2 separate regions of the Mus musculus genome follow, and region 1 is linked to region 2. The links are chromatin contacts, found by Hi-C or POLR2A ChIA-PET in ENCODE. All regions are on one chromosome and are shown on one strand. The core of a region is the stretch at or near the end of the contact, and the rest is flanking DNA. Distances in the headings are between cores, read along the strand shown.

Evidence for each region. Hi-C counts contacts between places; a loop is a spot of excess contacts on that map. ChIA-PET counts read pairs that join two places held with the same protein, here RNA polymerase II (POLR2A).
Region 1: a map of left cerebral cortex shows a loop between it and region 2 (2.8-fold over the local background). The contact joins the promoter of Eci3 here to the promoter of Fam217a in region 2. A Hi-C loop is called at or near these places in 5 of 37 maps with a recorded cell type or tissue (heart and left cerebral cortex). POLR2A ChIA-PET finds 5 or more read pairs at or near these places in 1 of 5 experiments (Patski).

What each region holds. Positions count from the first base shown.
Region 1 is chr13:34,962,371-34,965,631 of GRCm38, forward strand. It overlaps Eci3 (enoyl-Coenzyme A delta isomerase 3), which reads right to left and starts at 1,439. Exons shown (of 9, transcript NM_026947.4): 1 at 1,384-1,439. Gm16984 (a long non-coding RNA gene) reads left to right here and starts at 1,580. Exons shown (of 3, transcript XR_873227.2): 1 at 1,580-1,713; 2 at 2,254-2,466.
Region 2 is chr13:34,918,644-34,921,490 of GRCm38, forward strand. Fam217a (family with sequence similarity 217, member A) reads right to left here and starts at 1,349. Exons shown (of 8, transcript NM_027967.1): 1 at 968-1,349.

The DNA of each region.
Region 1 (3,261 bases), core at 189-2,688, 44 kb after region 2:
AACATTGAAAATGTAAATAAGGAAAATACCTAATTTTAAAAAAATGTGAAACACCTCACAAATAGCAAGATGACAAATAAATAAATAAATAAATAAATAAAAACAGGAAAAAAAAAAGAGACAGCTAACTGCAACCCTATAGGTGGAACAACAATATGAACTAACCAGTACCCCGGAGCTCTTGTCTTTAGCTGCATATGTATCAAAAGATGGCCTAATAGGCCATCAGTGGAAAGAGAGGCCCATTGGACTTGCAAACTTTATATGCCCCAGTACAGGGGAATGCCAGGGCCAAAAAGGGGAAGTGGGTGGGTAGGGGGGTGGGGGGTATAGGGGACTTTTGGTATAGCATTGAAAACGTAAATGAGCTAAATACCTAATAAAAAAATGGAAAAAAAAAAGTAGGGTTGAAGGTGCTGAGAACCAATCCTGGATCCTCTTAGAGGAGCAGTAAGCACTTACTGCTGAGCTGTCTCTCCAGCCCACACATTTTTTTTTTTTTTTTAAACAATGTCAGATCTCAGGCTTACATTGCTTATCTAGTGCATAGAGTCTTAGCTGTACTTCGTTGCCTGGGTCCTCCATCTCAAGTCTCACTTGGTTCATTGCATTTTCAAAGTCCTGCTGACTGACTCTCGGCTTTGGTCTATCCAGGTTCACCTGAGCCACTGGTAACCTGAAGACCTGCAGAGACTACAAACACTGGTTTCTATTTGTTCCTTGCCCTTCATTTCTGCAGCAGGATTGCCGATTTGTCCCAAACCCTACAGAGCAAAATGCCATAGTTATATTCTCTCTCTGCTGTCCCAATAATCTAGTTTCAAATGATCACTGAATAAAATCTGTCTACAGATTACAGATTTTTTTCCTCTACATTTTATTTGAATTTGACAAGGGTTATTCCAAGGAGAGAGAAAAAAAAAGACGTTGTAAAATGTAAAGGCTCATTTAAAGCAAATTTATTCAAATGGAGTGTAGGTTTAGATTTTTGAGTTACCTCTCTCAACTAGGTCAACCAATTGCTTGAAACCCACGCTGGTGATAAGGGATTACGCATCTGCTGCGCTCCACTTAGCTAGCAATTGGTGCTTGGACAAAGTGTCACCTTCGCCAAGGCACTGTCTCCCTTAGGAAGTCGCCTGCAAGCCTGAGTGCTTTGGTGACATGAGGTCGCTGCTAGTCCAGGCTTTCTAGGCGGCCTGAGCACATCCATTCGTACAAGACAGGCGAGGTCACTCTTTAGAGCTCTCTCGCTGGGAAACCGTCAAAGCAATATCCTTCTGTCCTGCTAGCCAGACCAGATGACAGAGCGGGGCGGCTCCGCGGGCCCGCGACAAACCTCGCTGGAGACTTTGGGCCAGACAGTAGAGGCTGCAAGCTTACCTAGGACACCAGCACCGCGTACTCTTCTGCTCAAGGAAGGAAGTTAAAGCCAGCCTTGAGGACAAACAGAGCCGAGACGCTTAAGAATGGGTGGAATCGGTGGGAGGAACTGGGCAGGGGGCGGATCCAGAAGTGAATCCTGAGTGGAACGAAAGACTCCAGGAACAGAGGAAGGCAGAGGAAAAGTGAGACTGGGGGCGTGGTCTGAGTTGGGCCCGAGAAGGTTTCAGGGATGGGCACTTGGTTGAGGAAGCAGAAGCATGGCGCATGACTCTGGCCGCAGAGGACAAGGAGCTTTGGGCAGAGAAGGGCCTATGGGTGCAGAGTTCAGTGAGTGAGCTCTGGGAATTGGGTTCAAAGAACAAGGTGCAGGGGATTGGATGCAGAGGGTAGGGTGCGGGGCTTTGGGGTAGGAGGCAGAGAACCGGGTGCTGGGCAGAGAGGGGAGGGTGCTGAACGTAGCCGATAATGGACTTCCCCGCAGAGTGCTGGGTGCAGGGGCACACACCATGGTGTTCAGCTTTTTGCTTTTTATTTTAAAACATTTGTTTCGAGGCAAAAATCTCACGATAAATTGCCTCACTTAAACTTTGCTGATCCTTCTGTCTCTCTGCCTGTTAAGTGCTTGGATTACCGTGGACATCCCAACCTATTTTCGTTTAGAATTGGGGTGCCCAGCCTCTCTGGGTTTCTGCAGCCCATGGTTTCTCAGTCCAGACAGTGTTTTACGTGGGAAATCTCTGACCGTTGGTTCCATTCTCCCGTTGTGATCCTGCTCTCCAGAGCAGGTCTCTTAGGACTATTTCTGACTAGCAATTTGTTCAGCCCTTGCCTGCTGTTTATTAAACACCATTTTTCATCTCCGGACAGTCTGCTTGACAGGAGTGAACCGTTGAAACCCACGCTGGTGATAAGGGATTACGCATCTGCCGCGCTCCGCTAACTAGCAATTGGTGCTTGGACAAAGTGTCACCTTCGCCAAGGCACTGTCTCCCCAAGGAAGTCGCCTGCAAGCCTGAGTGCTTTGGTGACATGAGGTCGCTGCTAGTCCCGTGTGTTTCCACCTGTGACAACGACTTTGGGGTCAGTTGCCACCTTTTCTGTAAGCTGTCAGAAGGGTTAACTCTGGCTCTATGCTTCCAGGTATTTCTTTTACAGTAAGCCACAGCTCAAGCAAAGGAATTGGAACTTCCTTGAATTGAATTGAAAGCACCAGGGAAAGTGGTACCAAGGTGACTGTGATATCCCGCTGTGTAATTGCCGGGGAGGGACCTATTATGACTCTGTTAGGCACAAAGGACTTTGTACTCTTCATTCTCCCTCCTGTATCCTGCTTCGGTTTAGTGGTGCTGCTCATCTATGAAACTGGAAGAGAACGGACCGCTCCCCACCCCCAACCCCTTTCCTTCCCTCTCCTCTCCTCCCCTCCTTCCCTCTCCTTCCATGTCCTCTCCTCTCCTTTCCCTCTCACCCATCCCCTCTCCCCCTCCCTCCCCTCCTCTCCTTCCATCTCCTCTTCTCTTGTCTCTTGTCTTCAACCATTTTTTTCTCTCTCACCTGTAACCTCAGATTTTCTTCCTGCACCCTAGTTCCCCCAAAAACACTTCGGAGGCTTATCTATTTATGAGTAAATGCCTAAGCCATAAGCTTCAGCTTGTTCCCCAACAAGCTCATATTTTATATTAACCAGTTCAAAATATTCTATGTCTTCCACATGGCAATGACCACTCCTCGGTTTCATATGTCTGACCTCCTCAGAGTCCCAGGCGAATCCCTGACTATCTCCCAGAGTTCCAATCTCTTTACCAGAACTATAGGCTTAGGATTTTTAAGACTTACTTTTAATAAGGGTTTTCAAATGCTTCGACACCCCCAACT
Region 2 (2,847 bases), core at 99-2,598:
GGGTTCAGTTTTGATTCTCAGCACCCACGTGACAACTGACACACTGTAACTCCAGTTCCAAGGGATTTGACGCCCTCTGTGGTGTGCAGACATGCTTGTAGACAAAACACCTCTCCATAAATAAATAATACATTTGACCAGTGGGGAACATTTCAAATCAGTGGTGGACAGATGATATTTGGCATATGCTTTAGATCAATAATTTGATTTTATTCAACCCTCCCTCCCCATCTCCCTTTTGATTGATTCTCTCCATCCCAACTTAGGACTTTGTTTTTGTGATCACTAATCATAAGCATGCTAGTTGTTGATGTTGTTGTGTGTGTATTTGTATAATTCCTTTTAAAGAAACATGAGTAAAATATTTTTACTTTGAAGGATTTCTGTTCTCTTTTTTTACTTTAAAGTTTTATTTTAAAACTCAGTGTTTGCCAGGAGTAGAACCACATGCCTTTAATTCCAGTATTTGAGAGGCAGAGGTAAGCAGATCTCTATGACTTCAAGGGCAGCCTGGCCTACAGAATGAGTTCACAGCCGGAGCTATATAGTGAGACCCTGTCTGGGGAAACAAAACACAAAACAAAACAAACACAACAACAAAATTAACCTTCAACGTTTGCCTCCTTAACAATGCTATCTTATTTGGGTAGCTACCATTTTATTCCAAAAACACAAGAAATTTTGTTTTGAATCTACTTATTCCTACAGTGGATGGTAGTGATATATCTGAGAACATTTCCCCAGACAAGAGACACACATTGGTGAAACCCACCTCCTATAAAGGTGTTATACTTTGAGCACATTCTCAGTTACATGTTTCCTATTTTATTTTGCTCTTACCGCTCAACCTGGGTGTGCAGTTCCTCTTAAGCCTTCTAGTTCTCTGGATGCTGGTATAGAGCTGTTTTCCTGCCCCTCTGGGAAGAGCGTACCTTGAGTTTGGGCCTACTTTTCAATATGGACTTACGTTGTGGTGCTAGGACCGGTGGAGCTGGAGTCCTCTCTCTGGGAGTTGGGGCCCTCCCACCTCAGCTGCTGCGAGCCAAACACTCTTTTCAGAACGCTTCTTTTGAGAAACTTAGAGATGATCTTCTCTCTCTGGACGTTGCTGAACACTCTGCCTTCTGGGAGCCAGCTGGCCTTGTCGAATGCACAGCTGTGGCCTGCTGACAGTGGAAGGTGCTCTGGAGACACAGGAGCTCTCTTTGAAACAAGAACAAAAAAAAAGAAGACAGAAGCGGGGAGGAGGGGGAGGAGGAAGAGGAGGAGGAAGAAAGAAAGGAGAAAGAGAGAAGGAGGGAAGGAGGGAAGGAGGGAAGGAAGGAAGGAAGGAAGGGAGGGAGTTATTTGTTACCTAAGAGCCGTAAGCATGGAAAAACAACCCAGGTGCTGCCCTGCGCTGCTGTGGGATCAATTTAGTTAATGAGGAGGCTTCAGGCAAGGCCTAGGCAGCCACTGGCCCACATGGCAACTCACCCTCTGCTGCAGGCTAACAGCAATATATGGCCAGTCTTCCTGCCTTACTTAGCTCTCATGCCAAAGTGTTTTCCACCACATGTGCTTTAAACAAACAAACAAACAAACAAACAAACAAAGGACACTGACTCCCATATGTCTTACATACAGAAAAACAAAACACAACTAAACTAAACCACACCAAAAAGAAAAATCCATCTGATGATTTATTTCATGATAAAGTGGATGGAACAGGATTCTCATGTGTATATGGACAGTTCTTTTGCTTTTTGGCACAGGGTCTCTCTGTATAGACCAGACAGGCCTTGAATGTATAGAGATCTGCCTGACTCTGACTCTGCTCCCTGAGTGCTGGGATTAAAGATGTATACCACCAGCCTGTGGCATTTCTTTATCCATTTATCTGTTGCTAGACAGCTAGCTAGGTTTATTCCTCATACGCTGGCTATTTTTAACAGTGCTTTGAAGGACACAGGCATGCAGGTGTCTCTTCAACATAAGAATCTTATTTCCTTGGATTACTCAGTAGTGGGATGGTTGGCTCTATCCTAGTTCTGTTGTAAGTTTTTTCGATGAATCTTGGTATTGCTTTTCTCAATGACTACTGTGTTAATTTCCATTTTCACTAACGATGAAAGGGGGGTTTAAAATTCCCTTATCTCTGTCCCACCTTGTCAGCATTTTTTATTGCCTTCTGTTTTATTTTGGGAAGTTTTACTATTGAATGTGTATGAGTGTTTGGCCTGAATGTATGCACCACTTACTCTCAGCATGTGTGAGCCTGGAGCCTATAGAAGCTAGAAGAAGGGGTTGGCACTCCTGGAACTGGAACTGCAAATGGCTGCGAGCTGCCACGAGTGTGCTGAGAACCAAATGGTTGTGAGCTGCCACGGGTGCTGAGAACCAAATCGGAGTCCTCTGCAAGAGCAGCCAACAAAGTGCTCTTAACTACGGAGTCATCTTTCCAGCCCCTGTTTTCTTGATAATGGCCAATTTTTTTGTTTTGTTTTGTTTGTCAAGGATGACATTTAATGATCACGATCTACTTCTGGTTTCAGCTACTGTCCATAGCTTCAGTTAACTACGAACATTCCGTCAAGTGATATTTAGAGTCACAATTCAGAGCTTAGTGTCGGGCAGGCAATAGTTGTTGCACATCCTTAATCCTAGCACTCACGAAGAAGAAGCAAGTAGAGTTCTGTAAGTGTGAGGTCATCCTTCCTGGTTTACATATGGAGTTCCAGGCCAGTCGGGGCAACATGCTATCCCCTCCTCCCCTCCCACATACATACATACATACATACATATTGTTACATGGTGAAGGCAGGCAACTTTTAGGAACAAATTCCTGTATTAATATAACTTCAACAT